2 separate regions of the Homo sapiens genome follow, and region 2 is linked to region 1. Evidence: chromatin contacts called from ENCODE POLR2A ChIA-PET data. All regions are on one chromosome and are shown on one strand. The core of a region is the stretch at or near the end of the contact, and the rest is flanking DNA. Distances in the headings are between cores, read along the strand shown.

Evidence for each region. ChIA-PET counts read pairs that join two places held with the same protein, here RNA polymerase II (POLR2A).
Region 2: POLR2A ChIA-PET joins it to region 1 with 11 read pairs in AG04449. The contact joins the promoter of RNASEH2A here to the enhancer-like site in region 1. POLR2A ChIA-PET finds 5 or more read pairs at or near these places in 2 of 52 experiments (AG04449 and activated CD8-positive, alpha-beta memory T cell).

What each region holds. Positions count from the first base shown.
Region 1 is chr19:10,810,367-10,814,680 of GRCh38, forward strand. DNM2 (dynamin 2) reads left to right here. Exons shown (of 21, transcript NM_001005361.3): 15 at 1,898-2,011. Among named protein-coding and RNA genes, the nearest start is that of MIR199A1, 5.0 kb to the right of the region's middle. RefSeq lists an enhancer at 1,317-2,249. Within about 2 kb of position 2,883, at least 19 of the 41 ENCODE cell types and tissues checked have a DNase peak (open chromatin) inside an H3K27ac peak, as active enhancers do.
Region 2 is chr19:12,804,383-12,808,774 of GRCh38, forward strand. RNASEH2A (ribonuclease H2 subunit A) reads left to right here and starts at 2,202. Exons shown (of 8, transcript NM_006397.3): 1 at 2,202-2,418; 2 at 2,626-2,697; 3 at 2,824-2,947; 4 at 3,037-3,124. The coding sequence starts at 2,292. It overlaps THSD8 (thrombospondin type 1 domain containing 8), which reads left to right. Exons shown (of 2, transcript NM_001386800.1): 2 at 1-7. RefSeq lists a cis regulatory region at 1,449-2,481 and enhancers at 1,926-2,055, 2,256-2,305.

The DNA of each region.
Region 1 (4,314 bases), core at 1,633-4,132:
GGCTCACAAGTGGTGGATGGCTAACGGGCCTTTGTTTGCCACCCACAGCTTGCAGCTCCCTAGGGTGGGATTTTGTCTCTGAACCCGTGTGGAGAAGGGCACCTCAGGGCTTCTGCCAGACGTCCTGCCCCAAGGCTTGGTGTGCCATCCCCAGCATGGCCCCGATCAGTGCCCTGGCCCTGTGGCCATGCACCCCAAAGTGTAGCGTGGGCCCTGTGCTCCAGCTCTGACCAACACTAACCCCGGCTGGAGGCAGGAGAGCCAGGCCACCGAGGGGTGTGCGGGCACATCCCTCTCCTTAGAAACCGGGCCAGGCCTAGGAGTATGGAGGCCTCACATTTCTCTGGGGGAGCACCGACAGCCTGTCTCCCTGTTTTCCCTCACCTGGTTGTCATTCAGTCATGGAACCAGGGTCTACTAAGCACTCGTTCTGTGCCCAGCTCTGGGCTGAGACAAGGCAGTGCCCCCACCCCGCTCCCCCCGGGTGAATGGAGGCATTCCCAGACTGCCAGACCTTTGGTGCTAACACCAGGACGTCCTGGACAGACCAGGAAGAGCTCGTCACTGCGTTCCCAGAGGGGATGCTGTGACCTCACAGGGGCTGCTGGCCTCAGCCCCCTCACCCACCACCAGGCAGCCCGTGAATGGCCAGATGCCAGGGGTCACTGCCTGCTCCAAACAACTGTGAGAGTCCTGTCTGCTCATCCCAGGGAGGGATAAGTCTGTACCCTTGGCCTTAACAAGGGGCGCCCGGTGGCATCTCATGCTGTCCCCAGCCTGGGCAGTGACTTCTGCATGGTCCAGGGGTCCCTGGGTACTCTTTAGCCACCTCCGTCTTCATGGCCACCTGGGGCTTAGCACTCACATCCAGCCACCAAGGAGCCGCTGGAGCTGTGGGCTGGTGGCCCTGGTTCAGAATGTCAGGCCCGGGGTGGGTCGGGGTAGTCCGGATGAAGCCCCTCCAGAGGACCGCCCCCGACTAGGACAGCATCTGGGCCCCAGAGGGATTCCTGGAGGCCCCATCTCTGGCGCTCCTGCCGTGCCGTGCCCTGCCATGCCCTGCACTGGGGGATGCAGGCCAGCCCTTCGCAGCTGTCCATGGCCATGCTCAGCCCACCCTTTGTAGCTTGGCCAAGTCTGTCAGTGCCTGGGTCCCAGGCCGCCCTGTGCGTGCCTCCGTGTGCTTCCTGCAGCTCCCAGGGCCCTCGTCCTGAGTGGGGTGGGGGGCTCTGCCCACACATGCCTCCAGCGGCCAGGGAGCATGGGAGCACAGCCCCCAGGCTGCCTGCCGTTAGTTGTCAGGTGAGTCCCTGCGCAGGCCTGGGTTCTGACCCCCACGCAGATGACAGCTACAGCCACACAATCCCCATCCATGGGGTCTCCCAGCCTGAAACCCTGATGTGTCAGTCAAAAGGATGACCACCAGGCTTGCAGCCAGCTTGGGACATGAGCCGCGCTCCTTCAATGTCCTTGGGGAGGGCCCCTGGGCTCACACCTTTGACCCTAGCCCTCTGTGTGGATGCTACCCTTGGAACCTTATCTCACGCAAACAAGTGCAGTTCCTCAGATGTCACATTTCATGTGCCACAGCCCCACACACAAGCCCCAGGGACTCCTCCCATGGGCCCCTTTCCATCAGGCCTCTGTGAGTCTATACCCCATCAGCCCCTGGCCCAGTGAGTCTGTCTGTCCGCCCACCTGCCCAGGTGGCGCCTCATGTTGGTTTCCTGCTGGAAATGCTTGGGACAGGGTGGAACTGGGTTTCCTGGGCTTTGGGGCTGGAGGTGTCTCTATTGCGGTCCCTGGCTTCCCACTGAGCTGTGGGCAAGGCTGCTGCGCTGGGGGATGGCTGGGGCACGGAGCGAGGTTCCCTGCTAAGCTGCGCGCTTTCCCCCAGGTGATCCGCAGGGGCTGGCTGACCATCAACAACATCAGCCTGATGAAAGGCGGCTCCAAGGAGTACTGGTTTGTGCTGACTGCCGAGTCACTGTCCTGGTACAAGGATGAGGAGGTGAGTGGCAGGCGGGAGCAGGGCTGCTGGGGTAGGTGGGGCAGCCAGGGAAGAGCGGGTGGGCGCTCCCTCTGGGCAGAACTCAGTCACTGCGCCACTCTGCCCTGAGTCACCATTAGGACTGTAACTCGCCGGGCACGGTGGCTCCCGCCTGTAATCCCAGCACTTTGGGAGGGCGAGGCAGGTAGATCACGAGGTCGGGAGTTTGAGACCAGCCTGGCCAACATGATGAAACCCCGTCTCTACTAAAATTGCAAAAATTAGCCAGGAGTGGTGGCACGCGCCTGTAATCCCAGCTACTCAGGAGGCTGAGGCAGGAGAATCGTTTGAACCCGGGAGGCGGAGGTTGCAGTGAGCCGAGATTGCGCCACTGCACTCCAGCCTGGGCGAGAGAGCGAGACTCCATCTCAAAATAAACAAACAAACAAACAAAAAACAACCGTAACCCAGGGCTGGAGAGCAGCCACCATGTGCCAAAAGGCTTACATTGTACCTGGCCCCCATGGGACCAGCTCCTAGAGTGCAAAAGGGAGATGGAGGGTGATGGAGTCACTAGCAGGCTAGAAACAGGCCCTGACCTCCAGTGCCACTGTGACTGCCCCGTGCTCAAGAGAAGGGGCCATGCCCAAGGGTCAGGGGCTCAGGCATGCAGCCAGCCTCCAGGGGCACCGGGGTTCCATCACTTACACCTCAGTCAGGCCCCTTGCCTCTCTGGGCCTCAGTTTTTCTATCTGCGAAGTGGTCTAGGATGGTCCCTGCCCACTGTGCGGTGCTTGGCCACAGTGTGCAGAACGATCCCCACATGCTCGTCATTATGGGAAGGAAGTGGAGAGGCCCCTGGGTGATGACTGCAGGGAGCAGTGTTGAGTGCTGAGTCATGGGAGGGACTCGTTCACTGCGAGTGAGGGGGCAGGCCTTGAGCAAGGATACTGCCAACCGGCCTCTGCTCTCCATGCTGACCCAGCATCCCTCCTGATGGTCCTATGTAGAAAAAGATACATAATGTTTGACATATTTATGGGGTCCCTGTGATGTTTTATTAGATGTACAGAGTATGTAATGATCACGGCAGAGTGTTTGTGGTGTCTGTCACTTTGGTATTCCTCATTTTCCTGTGTTCAGAACAGTTCAGGTCCTCTCTTCTGACTACTTTGAAATACACAAGGCTGGGCACGGTGCCTCAGGCCTATAATCCCAGCACTTTGGGAGGCTGAGGTGGGAGGATGGCCTGAGTTCAGGGGTTCAAGACCAGTTTGAGCAACATAGCATTACCCTGTGTCTATTAAAACCCAAAAAAAATTAGCTGGGCATGGTGGTGCATACCTGTAGTCCCAGCTACTCAGGAGGCTGAGGTGGGAGGGTCACTTGAGCCCAGGAGATGGAGGCTGTGGTGAGCTATGATCACACCACTGCACTCCAGCCTGGGCCACAGAGCAAGACACTGTCTCAAAAAAAAAAAAAAAGAAGAAGAAGAAGAAATAGACAATACGTTGTTGCATTGTTGGCTGGGCACAGTGGCTCATGCCTGTAATCTTAGCACTCTGGGAGGCTGAGGTGGGTGGATCACCTGGGGTCAGGTATTCAAGACCAGCCTGGCCAAACGGTGAAGCCCCTTCTCTACTAAAAATGCAAAAATTAGCCAGGTGTGGTGGCGCACGCTTGTAATCCTAGTTACTTGGGGGGCTGAGGCAGGAGAATCACCGGAACCTGGGAGGTGGAGGTGGAGTTTGCAGGGAGCCGAGATGGTGCCACTGAACTCCAGCCTGGGCGACAGAGTGAGAGACTCCCTCTCAAAAATAAAAACAGGCTGGGCGCAGTGGCTCACGCCATTAATCCCAGCACTTTGGGAGGCCAAGGCAGACAGATCACTTGAGGTCGGGAGTTCGAGACCAGCCTGACCAACATGGAGAAACCCCGTCTCTACTAAAAATACAAAATTAATCTGGCGTGGTGGCGCATACCTGTAATCCCAGCTACTCAGGAGGCTGAGGTGGGAGAATCGCTTGAACCTGGGAAGCAGAGGTTGCGGTGAGCCAAAATTGCGCCATTGCACTCCAGCCTGGGCAACAAGAGTGAAAGTGTGTCTCAAAGAAAAAAAAACACCAGACAATTGTTGTTAACTATAGTCTTAACTGCAGTCACCCTACTCTTCTGTTGAACAATAGAAGTTAATGCCTTTTCTCTAACTGTATGTTTGTACCCATTAACCCCACCTCTCTTTACCCCCTACTTGTCCCCACCTTTCCCAGCCTCTAGTATTTATCCTTCTACTCTCCACCTCTGTGAGATCCGCTCTTCTACCT
Region 2 (4,392 bases), core at 952-3,451, 2.0 Mb after region 1:
GTATGAAGCGAGTTTGAGGAAGGGAGAACTGGGGCTCCAAGTCTTGAGTGACTTGAGGCTGATTTGGTTAGGGGGAAGCTGAGTCAGGAGCCGTGAGCCCCGCTGATATCTAGGGAGAAAAGGAGAAAAGTGGAGGGGGCGCCGGGCGCCGGGGCTCACGCCTGTAATTCCAGCATTTTGGGAGGCCGAGGCAGGCGGATCTCTTGAGTCCTGGAGTTCAAGATTAGTCTGGGCAATATCGTTGAGATCACCTCTCCATAAAAATTTTTAAAATTAGGCCGGGCGCGGTGGCTCACGCCCGCAATCCCAGCACTTTGGGAGGCCAAGGCAGGCGGATCACAAGGTCAGGAGATCGAGACCATCCTGGCTAAAACGGTGAAACCCCGTCTCTACTAAAAATATAAAAAATTAGCTGGGCGCGGTGGCGGGCGCCTGTAGTCCCAGCTACTCGGGAGGCTGAGGCAGGAGAATGGCATGAACCCGGGAGGCGGAGCCTGCAGTGAGCCGAGATCGCGCCACTGCACTCCAGCCTGGGCGACAGAGCGAGACTCTGTCTCAAAAAAAACCAACCAAACAAACAAACAAACAAAAACATTTAAGTTAGATGAGCGTGGCGGCACATGCCTGTGGTCCCAGCTACTCGGTACGATGGGGAGGAAGGATCGCTTGAGCCTGGGAGGCAAAGGTTACAATAAGCCGAGATCGCTACACTGCTATCCAGCCTGGGCAACAGAGTAACATCCTGTCTCAAAAAAAAAAAAAAAAAAAAAAAAAAAAAAAAAGTGGAGGGGGAGGCGAAGAGGAGTAAAAGGAGATAAAGAGACAATGAACTAGGACCCTGAGGAAGGGGCATGAGCCTGGTAAGGGGCGGGAACCCACAGGCAGAGGACATGAGCCCCAGTGAGCCCAGGGAATAGAAGTGGTGGATGCCAGGCACTGTGGCTGGCTCAGGCTTGTAATCCCAACACTTTGGGAGGCTGAGGCGACCGGATCGCTTGAGCCCAGGAGTTTGAAGCCAGCCTGGGCAACATAATGAGACCCCGTCTCTACAAAAAATACCAAAAATAGTCGGGCATGGTGGTGTGGTGTGCACCTGTAGTCCAGCTGCTTGGGAGACTGAGGTGGGAGGATCGCGTCAGCCCAGGAGGTGGAGGTTGCAGTGAGCCAAGATCGCGCCACTGCACTCCAGCCTGGACAACAGAGAGAGACCCTGTCTAAAAAAAAAAGAAGGCCGGGTGCGGTGGCTCACGCCTGCAATCCCAACACTTTGGGAGGCCGAGGCGGGCGGATCACAAGGTCAGGAAATCGAGACCAACCTGGCTAACACGGTGAAACCCCATCTCTACTAAAAAGTACAAAAAATTAGCCGGGTGTGGTGGCGGGCGCCTGTAGTCCCAGCTATTCGGGAGACTGAGGCAGGAGAATGGCGTGAACCCGGGACGCGGAGCTTGCAGTGAGCGGAGATGGCGCCATTGCACTCCAGCCTGGGCGACAAGAGCGAGACTCTGTCTCAAAAAAAAAAAAAAGAAAAAAAAAAAGTGGGTCGAGGGGTGGGGGTGGGGACATTCATTCTAAGTTGGGAGGAATGAGCTTCTATAGGGAGCAGAGACCCTGAGCAGGAGTCCACCGAGGTCTGTGATCTCCAACGGGGGTGGGGAAGGCTTGGCCTGAATGAGACAGAGGTTAGGAAGCACAGATCTTGCACGGAGTGGAGGTGGGCCGAAGGGAGCAACCAAGAGAGGGAGTTTGGGGACTCCAAATCCAAAAGCCTGGGTTTAGTGGAAGCGGGGCTACCTGGTCCAGGGGACTTAGAATGTGTACAGAAGCAGGGACCGCAAGTACAGGGCCTGAATCCAAGTGGCAGTTGGGGACCCAGTGATGCGGTGACCCGTGTCCTGGGAGTGGGGTGATATTTGACTCTCTAGTTCCCCGTTAGGCTGGGTCTTCGAAGCTACGTCTCAGTTTCCCTCTTATTTCCCCCTCTTCCCACCGGGCCACGCAGGCGGGGCCCCAGAGACCGTGAAGCAGAGCTTGCAAAGTGACCCCGTCCACCGAATTCCCCAAGCTGAGTGTTCGGCCATAGCCCTTCGGGACTACAATTCCCAGGAGGGCGCACGGCAGCGACGTCGGCGTCGGCTGCGTAAGCGTCCACGGCGGCGGGAGCGCCAGGGGCGTGTTCTGCCCGCGGATTGGCCGGAAGCAGGCGCCGCTTCGAGGCCCGCGGAAAACGCGCGCCGAGACCCGCTCCTGCAGTATTAGTTCTTGCAGCTGGTGGTGGCGGCTGAGGCGGCATGGATCTCAGCGAGCTGGAGAGAGACAATACAGGCCGCTGTCGCCTGAGTTCGCCTGTGCCCGCGGTGTGCCGCAAGGAGCCTTGCGTCCTGGGCGTCGATGAGGCGGGCAGGGGCCCCGTGCTGGGTGCGCCCCTAGGGCCAGGGAGGGGAGGGGCGTGGTACGGAGGATGCGGGAAACGGGAGTCGGGATTGCACTGCACCAAGGGAGGGGATGTGGTCGTGGTGATGGCACCTAAAGAAGCAGTGATGATAGAACAGGGATGAATGGCAACTTTCACGGGCTCAGTGATTGGACCCCGGCTGCCAGAAAACTGACACCCCTTCTCCCCAGGCCCCATGGTCTACGCCATCTGTTATTGTCCCCTGCCTCGCCTGGCAGATCTGGAGGCGCTGAAAGTGGCAGGTGAGCCCGAGGTGTGCGTCTGGGGAAGGGATTCCTGGGTATGTGCAGGGGCAGGTGAGAACTGAAAGGGGAGGGCAGGAACTGGGAGAACCAGCTGTTCCCCTTCTCTTCCAAACCTCCTCCCAGACTCAAAGACCCTATTGGAGAGCGAGCGGGAAAGGCTGTTTGCGAAAATGGAGGACACGGACTTTGTCGGCTGGGCGCTGGATGTGCTGTCTCCAAACCTCATCTCTACCAGCATGCTTGGGCGGTGAGGGGTCCCCGGGAGGGGCAGCCAGCATGGGCTGACCAAGCTTTGTTCCTAGAATGAGATTAACTGGGCTCTGTTCCCCACCACAGGGTCAAATACAACCTGAACTCCCTGTCACATGATACAGCCACTGGGCTTATACAGTATGCATTGGACCAGGGCGTGAACGTCACCCAGGTGAGTTAACTGTAAGTTGTCCCCATTTGGTCATCTCAGGATAAAATGGGGACAAAACAGGAGTTCGAGACTGCAGTGAGCCATGATCATGCCACAGCACTCCATCCTGGGTGACAAAGGAAGCCCCCCAACTCAAAAATGGAGGCAGGGCGCAGTGGCTCACGCCTATAATCGCAGCACTTTGGGAAGCCGCGGCGGGTAGATCACCGGAGGTCAAGAGTTCGAGACCAGCCTGACCAACATGGTGAAACCCCGTCTCTACTAAAAATACAAAAATTAGCTGGACGTGGTGGCAGGCGCCTGTAATCCTAGCTACTCAGGAGGCTGAGACAGGAGAATCGCTTGAACCCAGGAGGCAGAAGTTGCAGTGAGCCAAGATTGTGCCATTGCACTCCAACCCGGGCAACAGAGCAAGACCCTGTCTCAAAAAAATAAAAAATAAAAAATAAACTAAAAATGGGAGACCAGGCGCAGTGGCTCACGGCTGTAATCCCAGCGTTTCAGGAGGCTGAGGCAGGCAGATCACCTGAGGTCAGGAGTTGAAGACCATCCTGGCCAACATGGTGAAACCTCATCTCTACTGAAAATACAAAAAATTAGCCCAGCATGGTGGCGGGTGCCTGTAATCCCACCTATTGGTGAGGCCGAGGCAGAAGAATTGCTCGAACCCGGGAGGCGGAGGTTGCAGTGAGGTGAGATCGCGCCATTGCACTCCAGCCTGGGGGACAGAGCGAAAAATAAAAATAAAAATAAAATAAAAAATAAATGTGGGCAAAAATGTGCAGTGTGCAGATTCAGCATCAGATACGTCTGGAGTGCCTCGGGCATATTCATTGCTACTGTTGATTTCGTGCTCCTGTTTCTGCCCTAAATGTGTGCCACACTGACGACCACAGTGTAGCCCCTAGTCCCGTCTCCATCTAATCTCTCCCTCATCCTAAAGGCTCAGTCTCCAGAACAAATCCTACATTGTCTACCTGTCACCTCTGTCCTAGCCCAGGACACCCCCCACTCCCTGGACACCTGCTGAGTGTCGTCTCTCGTCCCTCACCCTCCTATCCCCTCCAATCTGTTCCCCAAGCAGCAACAGAAGGTAGTCTTTTTGAAATGCACATCTCGACATTTAGTTTTCCGATCACAGTGGAAATTAAATCAGGAAAATTCACAGTCGAGTGGGGCAGAATTACATTAAATTACCAGAGAAAAACATAAATCAGCATTGCCTCGAATGCTCTCAATGAAAGAATGGACCGTTCTGAGAGAATAAC